3 separate regions of the Homo sapiens genome follow, and regions 1 and 3 are each linked to region 2. A link is a loop called in an ENCODE intact Hi-C map of the cell type or tissue named here. Cell type or tissue: B cell. All regions are shown on one strand.

The links. Peaks named below come from ENCODE experiments on the same cell type or tissue, not always from the same donor. Only the 100,000 strongest peaks of a DNase experiment are listed, where the experiment ranks them.
Region 1: a loop joins it to region 2, with 6 times the contacts of the local background. A loop is called at or near these places in 7 of 110 quality-filtered maps.
Region 3: a loop joins it to region 2, with 3 times the contacts of the local background. A loop is called at or near these places in 11 of 110 quality-filtered maps.

Annotation. Positions count from the first base shown.
Region 1 is chr1:193,474,751-193,482,750 of GRCh38, reverse strand. The region is part of intron 3 of LOC124904475 (a long non-coding RNA gene); the gene reads right to left. Among named protein-coding and RNA genes, the nearest start is that of LINC01031, 170 kb to the right of the region's middle. In B cell, no CTCF peak of the experiment used is centred here; DNase peaks (open chromatin) are centred at 3,300 and 5,740; H3K4me3 peaks cover 332 bases; H3K27ac peaks cover 447 bases.
Region 2 is chr1:193,534,195-193,542,194 of GRCh38, reverse strand. All of the region lies in intron 3 of LOC124904475 (a long non-coding RNA gene), which reads right to left. Among named protein-coding and RNA genes, the nearest start is that of LINC01031, 230 kb to the right of the region's middle. RefSeq lists enhancers at 1,811-1,880, 2,131-2,340. In B cell, no CTCF peak of the experiment used is centred here; DNase peaks (open chromatin) are centred at 2,074 and 4,344; H3K4me3 peaks cover 2,285 bases; H3K27ac peaks cover 1,615 bases.
Region 3 is chr1:193,415,580-193,423,579 of GRCh38, reverse strand. No RefSeq gene overlaps it. Among named protein-coding and RNA genes, the nearest start is that of LINC01031, 110 kb to the right of the region's middle. In B cell, no CTCF peak of the experiment used is centred here; DNase peaks (open chromatin) are centred at 4,969 and 5,999; H3K4me3 peaks cover 1,245 bases; H3K27ac peaks cover 326 bases.

The DNA of each region.
Region 1 (8,000 bases), 59 kb after region 2:
CGGGTTCATAAGCACTTCAGGTGGCATAGTCAACTGTTCGCTGAGCATTACTACTTCCATCGTTTCCTTCACCCTTTGTTTCCTTTTACCCCCTCCTCTCCTCACCATAAACTGGAGTCAGGTAATTACACTTAGAGATAAATCAAATGCCTGACCCTCAAGTCCTCTGCCCTTCTCCCTCTACCAGGATGGCTTGCTGCTCTATCTTACTACCTGCCTGGATGGCAGACTTGCATTTCCGAGGTCACAATTCTTATTCATAGTGAGAAAATTCAAAGATAAATCAATGGTACAAACACAACATTTGGTCAAACCTAAATTCAGTGTTCAAAGGACAAAGAGATTTTAAAGTCATTCTATTTTCCTTTGTATTACTAAAGAAAATGTTCAATTGCTGATACATATTAAGATACCCGACTCTTGTGTTTGACATTAAAGCATTTTCTTAAAAAATTGTCCCTTTCAAGCAAAATTTCATTAGATTGATTAAACATCCCTTCAGAGGGTCAGCATGCCTGTGTTAGTAGCAGTATAAGACAATATAGGAATAGGCTAAGAGCTTAAAATACATATATTTTTCCCAATACTTTGTATATAATGAGGTGTGAGAGAGAAGTTATTTTAAATGTATGACTAGAATTATAAACTTATCAGAATAAGCTTCACATGCCTTTGACCATGTTTAAAAAAATTCTAACTGGGTAGCCATTAGACCCGGGTGGCTCTAGCACTTTAAATTCCTATGTGAACAAAACAAAGCCCAAGGTAAACAGCAAATTAAAGAAATTGTACGAGTCAGAAATCAACTAACCTCTAACCAGGAACTTTCCACTCTAACCAATCAACACTGTTCTTTGCCTTGCTTCTGCAACCTCTTTACAGTAGCCCCCTCTTATCCAGTTTTGCTTTTCGTGGTTTGTTACCTTCAGTGAACTGTGGTCTGAAAATATTAATATTTTGAGAGAGACCATATTTATAAAACTGGTTTAATAGTATATGGTCATGATTGTTCTATTTTAGTTATTAATCTCTTACTGTGACTAATTTATTAAACATTATAAGTATGTATCCATTAAAAAACATGGTGTATATCATAAGGTTTGTTACTACCCTTGGTTTCAGACATCCATTGGGTGTCTCGGAATTTATTCCCCGTGAATAAAGGGAGAATACTGTATAAAAGTTGCCCATTTTACCCCTCCCAACAGAGCTGCTTGCAGATTGATGCCACCCCAATTCAGGAGTCACTGAATGCTCAAATAAGTGCTTCAAAATTTTAATGTGCTTAAGTTTGTTTTTAATCAACCAGAATAACACAGTTTGGATTGCATTATAATGTGTGGTATTGTGAACAAAACTGACATTTCTGAGTAGGAAGTATGAGACACAGATTCACAATTACTCCATATATAAACTTTTAAAAAGTTGAACATACTAGACATGTTAACTAAAGTTTCAGATTGAACTGAGACTTGAGATCTAGCATTTAAGATCATTACTATTTCCTATAGAGCATCAAATAAAAACTCAGATTACGAGAATTTCTACCTTAAATTTTTAAAGAAAGAGCTCTAAGATGAGGAAATAAATTACAAGTGATGGAAACCCTTTGCCTGAGGACCAGATTATTTCTTTAAAAAATAATGTATGACTTCTGTATTTAGTAAGCCCAGGAGTGGTAGATCAAGGGGCTCCATATGCCACAGAGACAGCTTATCTCTCCCCTCTTCTATGTGCTTATTATACTTCAACTGGGCTTTCCCAACAAGGTGAGAAAGATGTTAATGACAACTTCAAGCTCCACAGATTACCAGTTCAGCAGCCTCAGTAGAGGGAGGACACCTTTTCCTGACACATTCAGTAAATATCCACGGAGGACTCTGATTTAGCCAGGCCAGGAGTTGGAGGTGGCCCTGTGCTATCCAAACCACATGGACCAAGACCCAGCAAGGTTATAATCTTCCAGAGAGAAATCAGGTCCTGCTACCAAACAGGCAAAGATAGCAGATTTCCCCCACAATTCCTAGATATCAAAACAATAACATGAAAATTCTAAATGATTGAAACCAGTCTTTATGGCTGGCTTTTGTCATCTATCACAAAGAACAGAAGCTTCATTCAGCCACACAGCAGAATACACAGAAATCTACTTTTTTAAATGGCTTTATTAACAATTTACATCCCATAAAATTCACTCATTTAAGGTATACAGTTAAATGGTTTTTAGTATATTTACAGAGTTGGACAACCATCACCACAATCAATTTTAGACCATTTTCATCATGCAAAAAAGAAACCCTGTACCCATTAGCAATCTCTTCCATCTCCTATCTCCCCCACTCCTTGCAGCCTATGGCAAGAATGAATATATTTTGTCGTTGATGTACAAAATATTGCACCTGCTTAATGTATACAACTTGATACAACTTCACATATGTACCCACCCATGAAACCATCACCACAATCAAGATAATAAACATTCATCACTTCCAAACATTTCTAAATGCCCTTGTTTTTTGTTGTTTTTGTTTGGAGGGTTTTTGTGCTAAAAATAACATGAGATCAACCCTCTTAAAAATTTTAAGTGAACAATATTGTTAACTATAGGCACTGTGATATACAGCACATCTCTAGAACTTATTCATCTGGTATAACTAAAAATTTATATCTATTGAACAACTCCCGATTTCCTCCTTTCCCCAGCCATTGCTAAACACCATTCTATTCTGTTTCTATGTGATTATTTAGTTAACTCCATAAATGGGAAAATACTAATCTTACCTTCTCATACCTCAAATGGGGCAAAGATTTAGGAAGGTTCTCACAACTAGGGCTGCAAATCTGAGTGGCCCATCCACAAGAATTAAATAGGAAATTATCTGAAGAATTTAATTGACTATTAATTATAATTTACAATTGCCCAAAGACATTTCTTCTCTTGTGCCTTTAGCTGTAAATTACATTATTTAACATATATTGTTATTTCCTTTTGTACCTATTTTACGACAACCATTATGCTTGATTCATCATTTTTCCCTTATGTAGTGCTGTGTAGTATAATATCTTGGAGCTTATGATTTAATAAATATTGATCTCCCTTGGTCTTTATTATGCTAAGAAAAAGAGACCTGGTTCTCTTTTTCAGGTTATCATTAGGCTTGTGAAATGTGATATACAAAGTGGTTTAGAGCCTTGAAATGCAGTCAGGAAGCCATTCTAAGAACTACCTGCGTGACCTGAAACCTTGCAAAACAGGAACTTGTCTTTAACATTTGAACTGGGTCACACCGCCATGACCACAACATCCTGGAAAACAGCCGAATTTCACCAATGCTGCAACTCCTAAACAGTGACAACCAATGAACTGTGGACTCATGTACTAAACCAACCACTGTCACCAGTGATATCTTTCAAAACAACTTGTGATTACCTTCAGCATCCTTTTACAAATCTGTACCATCCTACCTCTCTTCAGAACACAGTTTAGTTTCTAGCTCAGTCTGTCCCTCAAATTGCAATTCCTAAGACCCCAAGAAATGCCTTATCTTACTGCATTGCAGTCTAGTCTTCACCTCTTCCTAGTTGACAGGCTCCACAATAAGATAAACTATGTGAGGAAAGAAGCAAGCTTTGTCAATACAGTCAAATTGACATTTCTAAGAATTATATAAGTTTTCCCCAGAAAAATACAGTGACTTCTCTTCAATTCACACATTTGTTTCTTGAAATTTTGGGGACCACTTACAAAAGTTTAATGCAATCTTACATATTTTGGATAAGTCACTTTATAACATTGGGATCAAAATGCCTACTATAGTTATTTTCTATAAGTGGTTTCCATTAAGATAACTACTTTAACAAATACTAAATTTTATTATATTACTTTAATTACATTACTTTATTAAATACTAAACTTTATTATACCACATTAACTTTCTTTCCAGTAAAATATTACATAGAGTAAGAATTTATATAGATAAGTAGTCATAGATATAATGTTTAAAAATACCTTTTGATATGTCATAGGAAACATTGCTTTTAGCTTCTTCTTCCCCTTACCAAATAGTACCACTTATTACAGTCCTGTGCACTGTTCTGCACCAATAAGTTGAGCCGTTGACAAATGCAATTGGATTATTAAAAATCTTGTTTTCCCTTGATTATATTACAATCTGCAACCCATGACTCTCCATATGGTATTAAAATAAGTTTGATTAGAATTCTAAGGGTAACAGTAAGTGAATCACATTATTATTTCCAAACACATCACTGGTATGAATGAGAGTTAAACACTAACGTATACTTTTAAAACATTATCAACAAATTCCCCCAGTAAACAGCCAAACACCACAGAAAACCAGAATTAATCCTACTATCCAAAATTGTTCTGTGCAAAAATGAAACAAGAATACAATCGACTTCTGATTTGACCCTTATTAAAGTAATGCAGCATATTACAGTGGGATATTCTAATGGGCAAGAGAAAAAAAACAAGTCAGTTTTTTGAAACACACTATTCCATATGGCTTTTCCAAGGAAGTCCTAAATTTGAAGAGAGCATCCTGTTCATTTACATGGTTTCCAACACATTTAAGTTGTATAAAGGAATACCCTAAGGAAGCTTTTCAAGTTTGTAAACCAAGCACTTTGCCTTTACCTTTATTTGCTCCCACCAAAATGCTAACGATATCATCTGAAATTTCCTGCATCCCAAGGCATATGTGTACTAATATTCATTTTACACAAGTAGTTACTACATAGACCATGTGTACTGAAAAGCCTAAAATATTTACTATCTGGCCATTTACAGAAAAAGTGTACCAACCCCCATCCCAAACTAAAGCTAAAGACTTTAAGATCCTCCCTGCTTCATTGCTTTGTTAAATGCTGGCTCAGTCTGTTACTGGATAGTCAAAGTTTCAGATTTAAATTCTGCAGCTGAAATTTACCTCTTAAAAAATCAATCTCCTGTCATCTCTCATAAATTGATACAATTCTTACAAAAAATATGTTTGCACACAGCCCTTCCCTCTTCTGTATTGTAAACCTACCTTTCAGGTACCCTATCATGTAGGTCTCACCTGACTTTTATAAGGAAGGTATACATCTGCCTTGGAGCTATCACAGCTGTTTCCAATTAGCTATCTGACTAAATGATTAGACAACCACACATTTTAAAGTCTATTTTTCATCTATGTAGCTTGTAAATAAAGCTCTAAATTTTAGTCTCTAATCTCAGTTGAATAGAAACCAATTCATGTTGGCCCCATGAAAGAAGCAGGTCTGGGGGCCAACAAACCCTTAAAAGACAAGTGGTCAGCACTAAAACCTCTAAGGGATTGAGGTAGCCCATTGGAAAGAAAAATTTGGAATAGCTATTGATAATCTTTCCATTTATTCCCTTCATTTGAGCACTTGAAAAACTCCTACAGCTGCCTGCCCATCATCTTTCTACTTCCCCTCTTTCTTCCTTTTCTTTTTATTTTTTTTCTTTATCTCCTGGAAGAAAAAAGTGGAACCAGATCTCAGACAGTAAAGAAGCAGAAAGCAAGAGAAAAAATAACTAGTTTAGCTCCTTCTGGGCTTCCACCCTGTATTAGTCTATTTTCACGCTGCTGATAAAGACATACCGAGACTGGGTAATTTATAATGAAAAAGTGGTTCAACAGACTCACAGTTCAGTGTGGCTAGGGAGGCCTCACAATCATGGTGGAAGGCAAAAGTCATGTGTTACATGGCAGCAGACAAAAGAGAAATGAGAACCAAGTGAAAGGGATTCCCCCCTACAAAACCATCAGGTCTCGTGAGACTTATTCACTACCATGAGAACAGTATGGGGAAAACCGCCCCCATGATTCAGTTATCTCCCACCACGTCCCTCCCACAACACGTGGGAATTATGGGAGCTACAATTCAAGATGATAATTGAGTGGGGACACAGCCAAACCCTATCACACCTTAACCCCATATTCTATGTAAAAAGCTTACACTGCCATCTATAAATTATAAATTCAACATGAAATAACATCACAAAAAGCAAAATGTCTGAGACATTAGCCTCATGGATTATGTAGTCTAATACAAAGCCTAAAGACTAACACACAGAAGCAATTAGGTCCAAACCTGTTCATACTGTTTTCAAACTTGAAAGTTAATAAATATGGAAAAATCCTGAACTATAGTTTAAGGATGTTGTCAGTATTCAGATTATAGTTTGGGTCAGGACAGGAAAAAAAAAGTAAAAGGGGATATAGTATATAAAGAATATTCCAGAAAAATCATTGAAAATGCAGCAAGATCTTCGGGAGAAATTACATTTTTCTCTAGCAATAAGACTGTCTTTGAATCTTAGATAAAATTTTTTCCACACAGCAAAGGGAATAGAAGTTGGATACTGACACCCATGAGAAATAACAGTAGAAACAATCTTTGCATCCAAAGGAAAAAGACAAATAAATGAATAAAGCTTTGAAGCATAAAGACCCGAGGCTCCTTCTTGTCCATGTCTCATTATACTTCTCTAACCCTCTGAAATAAAGTAGCCCTGATTAAAAACAGTAGTTAAAAGAGCATCAGAGAGGAAAGGCAGGAAGATGGAAGGAGGAAAGAGAAAAGATGGGGAGGAGGACAGGGAGAATATAATGTGAAATATGAGCAAGAATAAGCTAGACAGTGAAAGAGCAGTAGACGGGAAGCTGGCTGGAAAGCGGACTTGGGAAACAACTCCAGTAGAAAGGGTAAAAGAATGGAAGTGTAGACAGTGGGTGAGACACCACACTGGTGAGGCATGGAAGAAGAGGCAGGAAGGAAAAGCACAAGAACCAAGGAACAAATGGAGGGATCCTACTGAATAAAAGATAACTGAGGAACTGAGAACCTGTGAAGAATTATTCACCAGAAGGAAGCCAGGTTGAGGAAGCAGAAGCAAAGATGGAAGAGAAGATTAGGCTAAAAGCAGAGAGCTACAAAATACTGGTTAGTGTTTAAGATACCACTAGAAATTTGAAACCATGGTAAAATTGTCTATGGGTGTGTTTTTAAAAATTCTAAAGAGGAAAGGGATAAACTAAATTTTAAGAACCTAGATTCTGGTGGGAGGATTGTAGCCAGCTGAAAGCTGAGATACAAATTGTGAAAACTTTGGGGAGTTCATGGAGAAAGCCATCTTTCAACATAACTGGCTGTTCAAGACCAATGACAGGGCAGAGGATCATCAAATGTTGAGAATAGTGTTCTTTTAACATGCTCTAGGGTACAAAGCATATTAACTCATCATTTCACCTGCAAGGGAAAGAGAATAAAAAGCTGCATTGTGTTACTGTGTGCCCCACACAAAGTAGAAACTCATTAAATATTTATCAATAGAATGAACTCTTTTAATGTTGTGAGACAAATATCTTGGATTAAAGTACATTTGAAATCCCAGTCAGTCTTAAGAAACAACTAAGTCTAAGGCTGTAACAAAAAAATGTATATATGAACTAAGATCTAAAAATAGACTGCTATTTGTTGAATTCCCACTGCATATAAGATTCTAAGCATTTTACATATTTTCTCATTTAAACATACAGCATACCTGCAAGATGGATGTTATTTTCTCCAATAAGCAGTTTAGGACATTAAAGCTCAAATAATTTTTGTGGGTTACCCACTGGCCAATATGGACCACTGAATGGATCATGTCTACCAGAATATAAACCCCACAAGGACAAGGGTTTTGGTCTATTTTGTTCTCTACTGTTTCCTCTAAGAAAAAAAAAATGCCTGATGCAAGGAAGAAACTGAACAAACATTTTTTGAATGAATAAATGCCTATTTATGATGAGACAGCTGAATATGACCATGGAAAAAAATGTCAATCTTGCCAACTAGTCTCCTTTCAAATTCATGATGATTAACCTCAAAAGTGGGCTCCTCCTTAATATAGTGACCCAGGTTCATTCAGTCCATTTTTATATATAGTATTTAAAACCATGAGTCGGGATGATATCACTTCAAAG
Region 2 (8,000 bases):
CCAACTCTCCAATATTGGTCCTGTAAGTGAATAGGAGGCAATGTGTTCTAGGCAGGAGCTAGGTACAGCACTTCTACACCTGGTTCAAAAAAACTTCTAGTATAATTCTTCCCCATCTGCCATCTGGAAGTCATGTATGGAAGAAGTGATTTTATCAGCCCATGTCTGTGAATACTCCATGAAAGAAAATTGCCACCCTCTCTCCACCACCACCAAGAGAATTTTTGTAAGAAATAAATTTCACCTACATTAAGACACTGAGATTTCAGAGTTCATCCATCTATTAAGCAGCTAATATGAGCATAAAAACATTTCATAAAACTGAATTTTGGAATTACCCAGTAATCCAAAAAGTGAACAGAGGATACAGTTTATTCAATTTCAATAAATACGATAGCACATTAAATTATAAGTGATTATAGTTTTAATACACAGAAATATCGAATATAAAAGTCACATAGGAATTCTATGCCCAGCATTATAGCAAGATATTCTCTAACCTAATCATATCTTTTAAGATGCAGGATTTAAAAATATCTTTTAAAATTCATCTAACCTAGCAAGAAAGTGGGGAAACTCTGAAAGGCAAAAAGTGACAAGAAAAGAGCGAATCCAGAGAGAGACCAAGTATTGAAATCACCAGTGGATTTCCAAAAAGCATTTGCAGATCACTTGGTTTTTACTGATAAACATGAGATTGAGAAAACAAAGCTTAAGGATCCCAGAAGATGAGATGTCAAATTACAATCCTCCAAAAAGTTGGCACTCAAAAGAGATGACAAGTCAGACAAAGAGTGAACTACATAAATAAAAGCACCTATGAAGGAAGACAGTGAGGAAAACTGCCTGACTAGGCCTAGGCCATGGGTGGAGAGAAAAAAATGTCTTGCCTGAGAATTGCTAACAATAAAGCAAACTTCATAACAGATGCGAGATCAGACTTTACATTATTTTTACAGCCTGAAAAACCTCGAGTAGAAAATAATTTAAGGTAGTCCAAATTGTAGTGCTCTCAGATGCTAGACAGAGGCAAACAAATGCTCTCTGTAGAAATGACCTCAACCTCAGACCCCAAAGAATTCCCACAGATAAAAGTCTCAACAAGCATAAGCTCACAATTGAAACACAAATCACAACTGGAAACAAGCCTGTGTGACTGAGACTTAAACAAATCAGTTCCACAAAAACTGCAGGTGTTTAAATTATCAATGTAAAATATGAATAATTAATGTTAAAAAAGAACAGATATCATATCTTATTTCAGGCTACTATAATAAATTACCATAGACTTAGAGGCTTAAACAAATATTTTTCACAGTTCTAGAGTTCAAGAATAGGGTACCAACATGGTCAAGGTTTTGGTGAAAGCTGTCTTCCTGGTTACAAAATCTCATGGCCTTCCTTGGTGTATGCATGCAGAGAGATCTTCTGTCTCCTCCTCTTTTCCTAAGAGCCCTGTGAGAGCTCTACCCTCATGACCTCATCTAATCCTAATCACCTCCCACAGGCCCCACCTTCAAATACCATCACATTCTTGATTAGGGTTTCAACACATGAATTTGGGGGGACAGACACTCAGTCTACAGCAGTTAGTAAAAGAATATAATGGCAGAATAAGCAAGTACCAAAACTATGAACCAGCAGATATGCAAAACAGTTAAGTAGAAAGGAAGAGTATAATATTAAAGTGAGAAATTCAAAGGAAGAGTTAAATAAGTTATTTGATATGGCAGAAAAGAAAGTAAGTTCAAAGATAGAGAGCTAAAGATTGAATGCAGAATGAAACACAAAGAGACAGATGGAAAATATGACATCTGAGATGTTGTGAAACATGAAGTTCGGAGTGAGAAGGTATAATAAAGATCTACTAACGATGTGGTGGTGCCTCCTGTAGTCCCAGCTACTTGAGAAGCTGAGGCAGGAGAATTGCTTGAGCCTGGGAAGTCAAGGCTGCAGTGAGCTGTGACCATGCCACTGCACTCTAGCTTGGGTGACAGAGCGAAACCCTGTCTCACGCACAACAAAAAAACTACTAAGATTTTCAAAAGATCCTACAAAGAATGGAACAGAAGCTCTAACAGACGAAATATTGATGGGGAGCTGACAAAAGACACCCATCCAAAGACTTAGGTATCCCAGAACATCTTAAGCCAGGTTAATAGAAAGAAATCCACACCTAGACTCATAGTAAACCAAAAACAATTTTAAAAGATCTTTAAAGCAACTAGAAAAGTAGAACAATGAAACTGAAAGCTGACTCTTCAAAAACTGAAAGCTGGAAACAGCTGAACGAAGTCTTCAAGGTGCTAAACATATATACATAATTCTTAATCTCCGAAAGATTTTCAACAAGGATGCCAGGACCATTCAATGGAGAAAGGACAGTTTCTTCAACAAATGGTGTTGAGAAAACTGAATATCCACAGGCAAAAGAATGTAGTTGGACCCTTACCTTACATCACATTCAAAATTTAACTCAAAGTAGATCAAAGACCTAAAAGATCTGAACTGTAAAGCATACAAGGAAAAATAGGGGAAAATCTTCATGACATTGGATTTGGCAAGGATTTCTTGGATATAACAACAAAAGCATAGGCAACAAAAGTAAAAGCTTCTGTGCAAAGGGCACAATCCACAGAGTGAAAATGCAGCCTACAGAATGGGAGAAAATATTTGCAAATCATGTATCTGATAAGAGGTTAATATCCAGAATATAAAAAAAAATGCCTTTAACAAGAAAACAGCCCAAGCTTTTAAAACAGACAAATCCTTTGAATAAACATTTCTCCAAAGATGATATATAAATGACCACGTATATGCAAAGGGACCCAACATTACTAATCATTAGGAAAACGCAAATCAAAACCCCAATGGATATCACCTCACGCCCATTAGGAATTCTACTATCAGAAAAAAAAAAAAAAATGGAAGTTAAATGTTGGTAAGGACAGGAAAAAATTACCAAGGATGGGAAAAATAGTGTTGGTGGGAATGTAAAATTGTACCGCCACTATAAAAGATAACCCTCAAAAAAAATAAAATAAAATAGAATTGCCGTATGATCCAGGAATTCTACATCTGGGTCTCTATTCAAAAGAAAGCAAGATCTCAAAGACTTACTTGCCCACCTATGTTTGTAGCAGCACTATTCACAATAGCCAAGTGGTGGAAATAACGTAGGTGTTGACCAGCAGATAATGGATAAACATAATGTGGTATATACATACTGATATGGTTTGACTGTGTCCCCACTGAAATCTCTTCTTGAATTCCCCACGTGTTGTGGGAGGGACCCAGTGGGAGGTAACTGAATCATGGGAACAGATCTTTCCTATGCTGTTCTCATGATAATGAATAAGTCTTATGAGATCTGATGGTTTTATAAGGGGGAGTTTCCCCACACAAGCTCGCTCTCTCTCTGCCTGCTGCCATCCACGTAAAATGTAACTTGCTCCTCCTTGCCTTCCACCATGATTGTGAGGCCCCCCGAGCCACGAGGAACTGTAAGTCCATTAAAACTCATTCTCTTGTAAATTAGCCGATCTCAGGTATGTGCTTATCAGCAGTGTGAAAACAGACTAATACACATACAATGGAATATTATTTAGACTTAAGAAGGAAAGAAATTCTGACCACATCCTACAATACAGATAAATCTTGGACACACTATGCTAAGTGAAATAATCCAGTCACAAAAGACAAGTGTAAGAGTCTTCCCTTATCGTCAGGGGATACATTCCAAGATCCCTGTGGATGCCTGAAACCAAGGGTATTAATGATGCCTATATATATGATGTTTCTTCCTGTACATACATACCTACAATAAAGTTTAATTTATAAATTAGGCACAGTAAGAGATTAATAACTAATAATAAAATAGTACAATTATAACAATATGCCAGCATCACTGCTCTTGTACTTTGGGGCCATTATTAAGTAAAATAAGGGTTACTTGAAAACAAACGCTGCAATACCTGGACAGGTGATCTGATCACTGAGATGGCTACTAGGTGCCTACCAGTCAGGTAGCATATGCGGAAGGGCTATGCTGGACAAAGGAATGATTCACATCCTGGGCTGAATGGGACAAGATTTCATCACACTACAAAGAATGTCACCCAATTTAAAACTTACAAATTGTTTATTTCTGGAAATTTTTATTTAATATTTTCAAACCACAGTTGACAGCAGGTAACAAACTGCAAAAAGTGGAACCACAAGTAAGGGGAGTCTACTGTACTGTATTATTCCTCTTACATGAGGTATCTAGAGTAGTCAGATTCATGGAACCTATTCACAGAAACAGAAAGTAGAACGGTGGTTGTCAGAGCCTTGGGGGAGGGGGAAAGGGGGAGTTGTTTAATGAATCAAAAGTTTCACTTCTGCAAGATGAAAACATTCTGGAGATCAGTCACACAACAATTTGAATATACTTAAAACTGCTAAAAACGACTGGGAGGTAAAAATGATAACAATTGAACTTAGAAAAAGTTAAGACGACAAACTTCATTTTTTCCATTTTTTTCTACAACAAACATTTTTAATACAATTAAATACAGTCAATCACGTGTTGCTGAGGTGATTTTGTCATTGTGCAAACAACATAGAGTGTACTTCCACAAACCTAGATGGTATAGCCTACTACACACCTAGGCTATATGGTTTAGCCTATTGCTCCTAGGCTACAAACATATACAGCACGTTACTGTATTGAATACTGTAGGCAATTGTAACACGATAAGTATTTGTGTGTCTAAATATATCTAAAGATAGAAAAGATAACACACTGTGCTATGTTAAGACAGCTGCCACATGCCACTATGCCACAGGAGTTTCTCAGCTCCCTTATAATCTTACCCCCTGTTGTATCTGCAGTCTGTCGTTGTCCAAAACATTATGTGGTGCATGACTGTGTATAATTCATTATCTATAATCAATTGCCAAACTATCAGTCAAGAATGAAGGGAAAAAACTCAAGACAATAATTACTCAATACTTCTTACCAATTATTCTGCTCAGTTATTATACTTTTGACATAAAATTTATATAAAAGATGAATATATATTTTAAGAATAAGATCAGTGAATGCCACCATTTAAAGAAACAGAATATTATCAATATCCCTAAGGCCCCCGGTTTCCCTACCTGATTGCTTATACCTCCTTTGTCCCTCTCTTCAGAGTTAGCCACTATCCTTACTTTTACCTTAATTATTCCCTTATTGTTCTTTATGGTTTAAACTCACATGAATTTCCTATCCACATGTTGCTCAGTTTCAGCTGCTTTTTAAATTTTAAAGGAAATTCTGTGTATATATTTTTAAGGCACCTTTTGTTTCTTACTAATATATGTAGCTGTAGTCCATTTTCACATTATATGTTATTCCATTATATGCATGCAATACAATTTATCCACTGCAAATGTAGATGTGCATTTGGCTTGTTCCTGTTTTTTGCTTTTAAGGATGTTGCTTTGAACATTGATGTGTCTGCTGACATACATGTGAGTTTCACCAAGCTATAGAGCTGTGCCTTAGAGTGTTCACTCATTTCACTTTTTAAGTAAAACGCAAAACTATTTCCAAAATGGTTTTACAATTGACACTTGAAGCCGAAGTATAAAAGTTCTCATTTTTTAAAAGTAACATTTCTGTTTAAATTATATTACCTAAAAATTGGTCACATTTTTCCTGCAATGTGGAAGGTCTATGTTGTACAACCACAAATGATTCATTTGATGTATTTCTTTACTGTTTGTCATTGAATTTTCATTTATAAATAGCCCTGTCTCTCCTACATGTTCAAATTTTTCCAATTCCAGGCAAATTCCACTTATAATGTAAGAAACAGGAATATATTCTCCTGTGACATTATTTAACACAAGAATTTGGGCCGGATGCAGTGGCTCATGCCTGTAATCTCAGCACTGTGGGAGGCCGAGGCAGGTGGTTCACTTGAGATCAGGAGTTCCAGACTAGCCTGGCCAACATGGTGGAACCCTGTCGCTACTAAAAATACAGAAATTAGCCAGGCATGGTGGCACAAGCCTGTAGTCCCAGTTACTTCGGAGGCTGAGGTAGAGGTTATAGTGAGCCAAGAGCACGCCACTGCGCTCCAGACTGGGCAACAGGAGTGAAACCCTGTCTAAAAAAACAACATGAATTTGGTTCCAACAGTTTTGTGTCTCCACTCCCATGTTTACTGCAGCACTATTCAACTATTCACAACAGCTAAGATTTAGAAGCAAGCTAAGTGTCCATCAACAGATGAATGGATAAAGAAAATGTGGCTGGGTGTGGTGGTTCACACCTGTAATCCCAGCACTTTAAGGGGGTCAAGGTGGGAGGATTGCTTGAGCCAAGAAGTTGGAGACGAAGCTTGGCAACATAGTGAGACCTCATCTCTACAAAGTAAAAAAAAAATAGCTAGGCATGGTGGTGCACGCCTGTAATCCCAGCTACTCAAGGGGCTGAGATGGGAGGATAGCTTGAGCCTGGGAGGTCGAGGCTACAGTGCACCGTGATTGCTGCCATTGCACTTTAGCCAGGGTGATAGAGAGAGACTCTATCTGGAAAAAAGAAAGAAAAAGAGAAAGAAAGAAAATGTGGTACATATATACATTAGAGTACTATTCAGCCATAAGAAAAGAATGAGATCCTATAATTTGCAACTGCATGGATGGAACTGGAGGACATTATGTTAAGTTAAATAAGCCAGGAACAGAAAGACAAATTTCCCATGTTCTCACTCATCTGTGGAAGCTAAAAATTGAAATAATTCAACTCATGAACATAGAGAATAGAATGATGGTTACTAGAGGCTAGGAAGGATAGTAGTGATAGAGGAAGAATGGGGATGGCTAATAGGTACAAAAATATAGTTATTAATGGATAGAATGAGTGAGACTTGGTATTTGATAGCACAGCAGGGTGAGTACAGTCAACAATAACTTACATTTTTAAATAACTAAAAGAGTATAATTGGATACTTTGTAACACAAAGAAAGGATAAATGCTTGGGGTGATGGATGTCCCATTTACCCTATTATACAGTATATACCTGTATCAAAATATCTCATGTACCTCACAAATATATACACCTACTATGTACCCACAAACATTTAAAAAATTAAAATTAAAAAATAAGATACAGAAGAATCGGAAGACAATGTTGTCTTTAAAAACAGAGTTTTATGATCAGGGCTTAGAAGTGGGTTTTGCAAAGATTGATCATTATCCTCTGAGAAAAAGAAAAATATATACAGTAGCACCATACTATTTTATCAGAGTTAAATAATTGTACTGTTTAGGTCTCAGTCTTTGCCTTACACAGCTTGACACAGAAAACACCAGGCATTTGTATTCTAGTCCTATCCCTAAGTACCTATGGGACTTTAATCGAGAGATGTCACCTCATTTATTGGTGAAATGAAAGATTAATAATCTCAAAGCTTTGTTTCATCTGGAAAATTCTATTTACTCTCTGCTATTATGTCACTAGCTGGCAATTAGCAGGCTCTTATCCTGCAAAGGTCTTTTTTATGGCTTTTATTGTGTTGTTCTCTAATTGAATATGGCTGGGTGTGCAATCACCAGTTTTCTCTAAGACCCGCCACTCCTAACAGTTACATCCTGACCCAAATGTTCAAGCTGCCTCCCTGGACTTGAAACACTTGAGTTTTCAAACACTGCTCTATAGTAAATACTTTTACCCATTGAGAAACACTAATATTTATCACAACAACTAGTTCTTTAGAGTGCACCTTAGAGTTGATTGTTTTCATGGGCTTTACTTCATGTATTTTCATGTGTATTCTATGTCACAGTCGTCCTGATGATCCTTTTGACTATGGAATATGTAGAGCATCTTTCCATTGCCCAAATATTAGCAAAAACAAGTCAAAATGTCTTCTTTAATAACCCACAAACACAATGTCATACATGCAAATGCTGTGGTGCCTCACTTCATGGAGAAAGCCCAGAATTCAAGTTGCCAACTTCC
Region 3 (8,000 bases), 120 kb after region 2:
GCATTATAATTAACACCTACAGAAAGATAAGTAAAGATATTCCAATATGAAACAATCACATGCTAGAAAAAGAATATTCAGATAACTTTTAGAAGTAAAATTTGGATATACCTATTTATTCAAATTGTTAAAAATAAACTTGAGGACATTCCTAATCTTCATCCCTCTCCTCCCCAAGGAAGTGTGGATGATAGGAAAGAAAAAATGAGAAAATTAGAGGATCAATTCAAAGATCCACATCTGCCTAACTGCTGTTCTAGAGAGGAGGAATGAAAATGTAAAGTAGAATACATTATCAAAGAAACAATTTTTTAATTTCCCATAAAGAAAGACCATGTCTTCATAATGATACATTGAGCCCACAAAGTGCCCAAACAATACATGAATAGCTCCATACTGTGTCAAAGTAAATTACACCATAGTTCAAAGAAGAAAAAAAAAGCCCAACAACGTGGCACAAACGCAATAGAAGTTTATATCTCAAAGCATCAACATATACATATACATGGACTTTACAGACTTGTGCAGTCTCAAAAGATTTGCCTTCCAAATACTTTCTCAGAAGGTTCTTGGAAGATGTGCTCTACAAAAGCAAAAGAGAAATCCAAGAAAAGGAAGAAAAAAACTCCAAAACAGAGGATCCAAAAACAAGAGTAAAATGAACTGATGATGATAAAGACGTACTCCAGAATGACAGCTGGGCAGCAAACCTAGAAAGCAAGTTCTGACCGGGGAAAAAAGATGAAAGTTTTCAGAAAGGATAAGCCTGCATGCACGCATGTGCACACATACACACACACACACACACACACACACACACACACATTGAACTCATAGATTTCTTGGATGTATGACTACATTGAGAGATGTTTTAATGTTCTGTCAGTGAGTATGGGGTTTAATTAGTGATTGGTACATAAAAATTAAGTAATTAAAGGGTAAAGAAATGTATCCTAATACACTATGTGACTCATCTGCAAACCATATTAAGGCAGTTATAATGACATAAACACTGAATATTCATTTAACCAAAAATTATAACAGAATTTATAGAGGGGACAGCAAATGGCAAATGTATTGGGAGTGGGGTAAGGAAATATAAGAACACTAAATCCTCATTTTTCATGAAAAAAGTCAATTGATAATGCTTAAATTGAAAAATGTAAAGATACGATTTTTAATTTGTTTAGAAATATGGAGAGTCTTAACCTGGGTTCCCCAAAAAGCAGAGCCTGTGGCAAAGGCTGATGAGCTGCTAATTTATTAGGAGAAATAACGGAAAGGGGGAATGAGACAAGTAAAAGGTGAGTCCCAATCAAAGGTGGTTGCCAAATTATAACTCGGCTACTCTTGATAGCAAGCACAACTGATGGCTCATTGTCACAATTGTGAGAGTCTCTGTAAATGAAATCACTTGAGACTGTCCACTGTGCTAGGGATGAGGGCAGAAGACTTAACCATCAGCTTCTATAAATTACTGGTCAAAGGTTCACTTCACATGTGTGAATTAAACAAACACAGGCCGAGTGCAGTGGTTCATGCCTGTAATCCAGCACTTTGGGAGGCCGAGGTGGGTGGATCACAAGGTCAGGAGTTCAAGACCAGCATGGCCAACATGGTGAAACCCTGTCTCTACTAAAAATACAAAAATTAGCCAGGCGTGGTGGCACATGCCTGCAATCCCAGCTACTCAGGAGGCTGAGGCAGGAGAATCACTTGAACCCGAGAGGCTGAGGTTGCAGTGAGCTCAGATCATGCTATAGCATTCCAGCCTGTGTGACAGAGTGAGATTCCATCTGAAAAAGTAAATGAATAAAATAAAATAAAAATAAACAAACACAGTCATCAAGTGAGCAAGGTGTTGCTTCAGTGTCAATAGGGACGCCCTGGATATGAGGCAAGAGGCATAGGAGGCAGGCTGGAAGTGAGAGGTTGTTCGGTCATGGCTCAGTGAGGTTAGTTAGAGCCTATGCAGGGCTGGTCACGGGGGAGGTGACAGAACAAGTAGCCACACTCTTTAGAGACAAGTGAGGTTGTCTGATTCTGGAAGAGCACAGAAGGGGTGCTAGATTAAGGGGGTAAGTATTAGAAAAAGCTAATAGAATTAAATAGAATTGCCCATGAAGAAACAAAATAGAGGTAGTGAAGATTAGGCTAGGACTCTTAAAATGTAATTTTATTTTTAAACTCATGTATATGCATTATTATATTAAAAACACAAACTTAAAAATGCTTAGAAGTATCTTACATAGTAGGATTCTTTATTCCAGACACTTGGTTACAGCATTGTAACTGAGAATTGCTTTTAATTTTCACAAAGCCAAAATCAAAGTGGTTGTTGTTGTTGTTATTTTTAACTTTAGGCCATTTCTATTTCCATGCTACTAACATACTGAATGTAATCAATTACCAAAATTCATAAAGTCAGCCAACAATTCTCAAATTTTTCAGTCTAAGAGTTCCTTTATACCCCTAAATTTCTATAGGTTTTATTTATTGGCATTTGCCATGTTAGAAAATAAAATGGAGACTTTTAAAAATATTTTGTTTATTGATTCACTTTAAAATAACAATGTAAACCCATTGTATGATGTCATAAGTAATATCTGTTTTCAAAAAATAACCACATTTTCCAAAGCAAAATACTTGAGTGAGAAGAGCGGCATTGACAAGCACTTTTACAATACTCTTTACCTTCCAGCTTAATCATAAACAGTTTATTCGTTATATCTGCTTCTATATTCAGTTTGTTGTAATATGTTGATTGGTTAAAATCTATGAAAAAAAGAAACATGGCCTCACACAGATATGTTGTTAGAAAAGGAAAGGGTATTTTAATAGCCTTTTCAGGTAATTGTGTTTATTCTTCTTTGATAATACACCATAATGTGACATTGAAAACCACATCCATGAACTTTTTGTATTCTATTACATTAAAAATCATTAGTCCATTTGGCACTTTAAACAGACCTTTTTGTTAACCATGCATTGATCACATGAAAGGTATCTGTTCACTGAACTATTTAGGCCTTCCAAATGTTGATCCATTTCATCACATTGTCAAAAAATCACATTCGTTAATACCACCACCTGTCTCACTGGAAAAGTCTTTAGGTACTGGGAAACTGACTACCTTATGGTGATAAATACTAGTTTTCCAAATTTCTAATTTTTGTGTGGAAGCTCAAATATTTTTATTGACAACAACAAAAAAATATCAGTTCCTTTTTTAAAATGACCTGCTCGCTTCATTTATTTTTATGAAAATGTCTGCCAAATAAATTAGGATAACCCTAGTTTACCTGTCAGTTGTCCCTTCAAGTGAAAATGACATGCCATGAAAAAAGCAGCTAGTTTAGCTTGCAATTCAGACATACATAAGCGCTTTTCTTCAAAACAGCCATCACACGTCACACTATGAAACCAAAGGACTTTCTTCCTACCTCCCATTTTGTTATACAGAAAGTTAAAATGACATACACACAAAGGTTGAGATCTAATAAAACTAATAATCTTTACTGCTTCCTAAAGATACTTTTCAGCGTCCCTGGCATTTTTTTTAACTGTAAATGTATGGTGAAGAAATACAATGACTTCTAGTTTAGTTTGGTGCCACTGCCTTGATTCACGCTAAGGTGCCAGTAGTTTTACCCACCCTTGTTTTTTCACCCTGACTGCAAATGTCAGCTCAGTGAAAAAGGTAAACAATGTTGTTAGCATTATTATGAAAATAGCTTTAAACTCTAAAACACTCAGAAAGGATCTAAGAGACCCATAGAATACACGGACTGAACTTCGAGAACTACTAATGTATATACTAAGTATCATAAATCATTACAAGCAAAAATCCTCACTTTTTTTTTGCCAGACTGAAGTAAGAATTGAGCTAAGCATTCAAAGCTGTCATAAATATGTATGATGCCTTAGACTGTACACAGGCAGTAGGATGAGATACTAATGACACTTGATCACAGCTCAGAGAACATGAGTTCTAGTGCTATAATTCACAAGTCACAGGACCATTGATTAGTCAATTGTGCTCCTCCGAGTGTCATTCTCCCCATTTCTATCTTGAAGATGATACAGCCTACTCCTTAGGGTTATTGGATAGACTAGAGCTACTCAAAGTATGGTCCCTGAACCATCAGCATCATAGGAAAATAGAAAGTGTGGGAAAGCACCTGGGAATTTGTTAGAAATGGAAAATCTAGGGTCTCAACCCACATGTGTTGACTCAGAATCTCTGGGAGTGGGGCACAGGAATCTCTCTCAGGCTTTACTAATGATTCTTGCTCATATCCAACTTTGAGAAGTACTGATATGGACCATGCACGATAAAGGACTGGAAAATGTGAACACTACACAAATTTATGTTATTATGATAATAAGAAAAAAAGGCTTTCCAGGCAAAATAACTACATAAAGATTGCTACTTTAGTCGTATTTGTTTGTATCATCTGTAGTCAGGTAGCGCTAATCTAACTGTTGGTATCAAAGATATATGTGTTTCATAGAAATGAATTTAAAAATGCAAAGCCAAGAAAAAGTGTAGAGTTAGGGGAGATAGCAAAAGGTATGCGTGGAAAAACAGTAGGAAATAATGCTGAATGTGGTTAAAATATAAAATGAGATGTTTATACTTTATACAATAGGCAATAAGGAACCATTACAGATTCTTCCATTTTAAAGTGACATAATGAAAGACTGTTTTAGGAAATCAGTTCGCTAACCATACGTGGTGCAGAATGAATTGAAAGGGGAAAAGACAGGAAGGCAAGAAGTATTTCATGAAACCATACATTTTTCCTCCCCATAGAATAAAAAAATTCTCTGATGAATTTGGACAAGATTCACACAGTCCTAGGCATTTGTCTGATAGGAGTGAAACCAAGGTAAAGAAAAGTATGAGTATATGATGTGTTCATCACTTACCCCACACATAACTTTATTTCCAGCACTTTCACTTTCCCTTTCTTTCAGTTCCAAGTCTTCTGCTAATTCACTGCTCTCAAACTCCTGTCTCTCACTTGCCTGTCTCCCAACCTGCTCTCCTTTATTCAGCAGCCCGAGGTCTTCTCCTGTTAATGAAGAACAGCTTTTCTCTATTTCCTTTCCTTTAAGCCCCTATACCTACTAAAATTTCTAAATGACAAGAAAGTTTTGCAAGAATTTCTGTGCTAAAGGAGAGGAGAAATGTAAAAGCTACATGTCCCAGTCAGATCCTGCTTCTCTTCCCAGACATATAGGGAGTTATCAACAGCTTTTTCAAGCTAATGCTTCCATGTCAGCATCAGAAAAAGAAAAAGTTGGAAGTTAAGAAGGGAAAATAAAATGAAAACGAGATAGAAGCAATGTCTCTGCAATTCAGCCTTGGAAAAGATGAACAAGTCAAAAACGAGGACCTTGGAGCTGAAGTTGAGTTTATCTGTTTGTGTGTACAGGGGACAGAACCAGGTCAGAATGTCCTGGTGGGATTTATCTGTCCTGGAATAGAATTACCGTGAGTAAAACTAAAAGCATTTAATGCAAAGTTTGGATAGCAATGGTTGAAGAAGTCCCTCAGGTTTGACCCTTAATTAAGGGAAGCTAATTACATAAACAAAATATTATCTGAAGTGATCCCTGTCACAAGCATTCAATTAATGTGTATTTCTGGCTGCAACTACATCAGAAAGTGGACGTTAAAAAGATTTAGGGCCAGGTGTCGTGGCTCATGCCTATAATCCCAACGTTTTAGGAGGCCAGGGCGGGTGGATTGCTTGAGTTCAGGAGTTCAAGACCAGCCTGGGCAACATGGCAAAACCCCATCTTTACAAAAAATACAAAAATCAGCCAGGCATGGTGGAGCATCCCTGTAGTCCCAGCTACTTGAGAGGCTGAGGTGAGAGAATCACTTGAGCCCTGGAGGTCGAGCCTGCAGTGAGTCATGATCATGCCACTGCACTCCAGACTGGCAACAGAGCAAGAACTTGTCTCAAAAAAAAAAAAGAAAGAAAGAAAGAGGAAGAAGAAGAAGATTTAGAGCAAGGCAGAACTTCAGCATCACAGACAGGGGAGGAGTAACTTGAAAGTGTGGGGGATTTCAGCATCTTTCACAGTGCATCAGGCTTCATACCTTTTCTTAATTTAGACTGAATACAAGCATGCAGATTCAGTTAAGTGAGGTGTTATTATGAGATCCAAAGCTTTTTAAATGCTACCTAAAATTTTTGGATGAAAAACTCAATGAAAAGGCAATTTATTTATAGCAGTATCATATATAAGGAAAATGAAACTCTTTAGAAAATGCTTGAGAATCTTTCATTTAACTGTTTGAATTCAAAACAAGACCTATTTATTGGAATGAAACCATGGTAATATTAACATAGACTATAATCAATTTGGTCCTATTTTTATTCGTTCATAGATAATATCTAGCACAGTTCTAGATAACAAAGCTACCAGAATGAACAGGGCATAATATAGCTTATGGGGTTTATACTCTAGTAAAGGAAATGGGGGAAAGATGTAAACACATAACCATAAATATACAACAATATGAAGTAAATTGTAAATGGCAAATAGAAAAAAAAGGGGGGGCTAAGATACAGAAGAACTGAGGGGTGAGTTTAAATAAAGTAGTTAGGGGAAACATCTCTAAAAGGATATTAAATCTGCGACCTAACAATGAGAAACTATCCATGCAAATAGTAGAGAGAAGCTCTCTCCTGCCAAGAAAACAGCAGGGGATTGGTAGAGATGTTTTCAAAGACCTAAGAAAAGACAAGTGTGACTGAAACATGGTGTGCAAAGAGGAGAGGGGCAAAGGATGAGAGAAAGTGTGGGGCTCAGGCCATGAGAGCCTTCTAAGCTGCGCTGTTAAGAGACAGTGGAGAAAAATGAGGACAGAAATCGGTGGACTTGGCAACTTCGATGTAATGGGTAATGTGAATTACAGCAGATTCAGTGAAATAATAATGTCTGGAATCTCACTGGTGTTAGTAGGAGAGAAAGGCAGTAACGGAAGAGAGATTCACATCTTTGTCTCTCTTAAAGCTGTGAAGTGGGAGCTGAGGATGGAGAGATGGCTGATAGGAATATAGGGACCCAGGAAGTTTGGGTTTTGTTTTTGCCAAAGACAAAGATCACAGCATGTGTGTGTTTGTTCTGATAGGATTGCAGTGGTCCAGGGGAGAGGCAAAGGATAATGGAAAGCAGGAATGGGGTCCAGAGCACAAGGGAAAGATTAGATATAAGGGAAAGCACAAGATAGAAAAAGAGATTGCGTGAACACAGGTCAAGGTGTGGATTTACCGGTGGAAGGTTTGGAAACACTGTCCTCTACCATCCTCATCTCCTCCTAACCCCATAATCCCTGAGCCACTCCTTTAACTCATCTAATCTTTACCTATTGAAACTCTTTCTAGATTTAAATCATCAACACATCTTATCTGCTTGAAAATATCCGTGAATTCCACGTAAAAGTTATTTTCCTAAATCCACAAGTGTTTACAAAGATTGTACTGCCAATTCAATACAGAGGCCTTTTAACAGCATAGTCCTATAATTTTACTTATGGAACATAATGTGACAAGCAAAATATTTTAAGATGAAAGATAAATGTTTTGGCCACCTTTAGGTGGCCAAAAAAGTGGCAAGATCCAAAATCATTGCATAAGTTTTCTGTACATTCTTCCTAGTATCATTTAATGATATTATTAGGGTCTCATTATATGCTTTTTCACCCATGCTACTTCCACTTTTTATGTGTGGCATTCAAATTATTTCTTGAATAATATCCCCAGTGCTTCACAGAATGTGTCTCTGCACTAGAAATGTGTTTCTATATTCATATATCCCTTCATTTATTTTCCACTACTCAATTAAGAAAGAAATAATAGGAGACATAACATAAAGCACATTACTGTGCCTTGTCCAACTGAGTAGATAGATCACTTTCAAATATAGTAGCAAATGCTGTATTAGTATAAAAGAGCTTTTAACTTTTCAAATCCAAATGC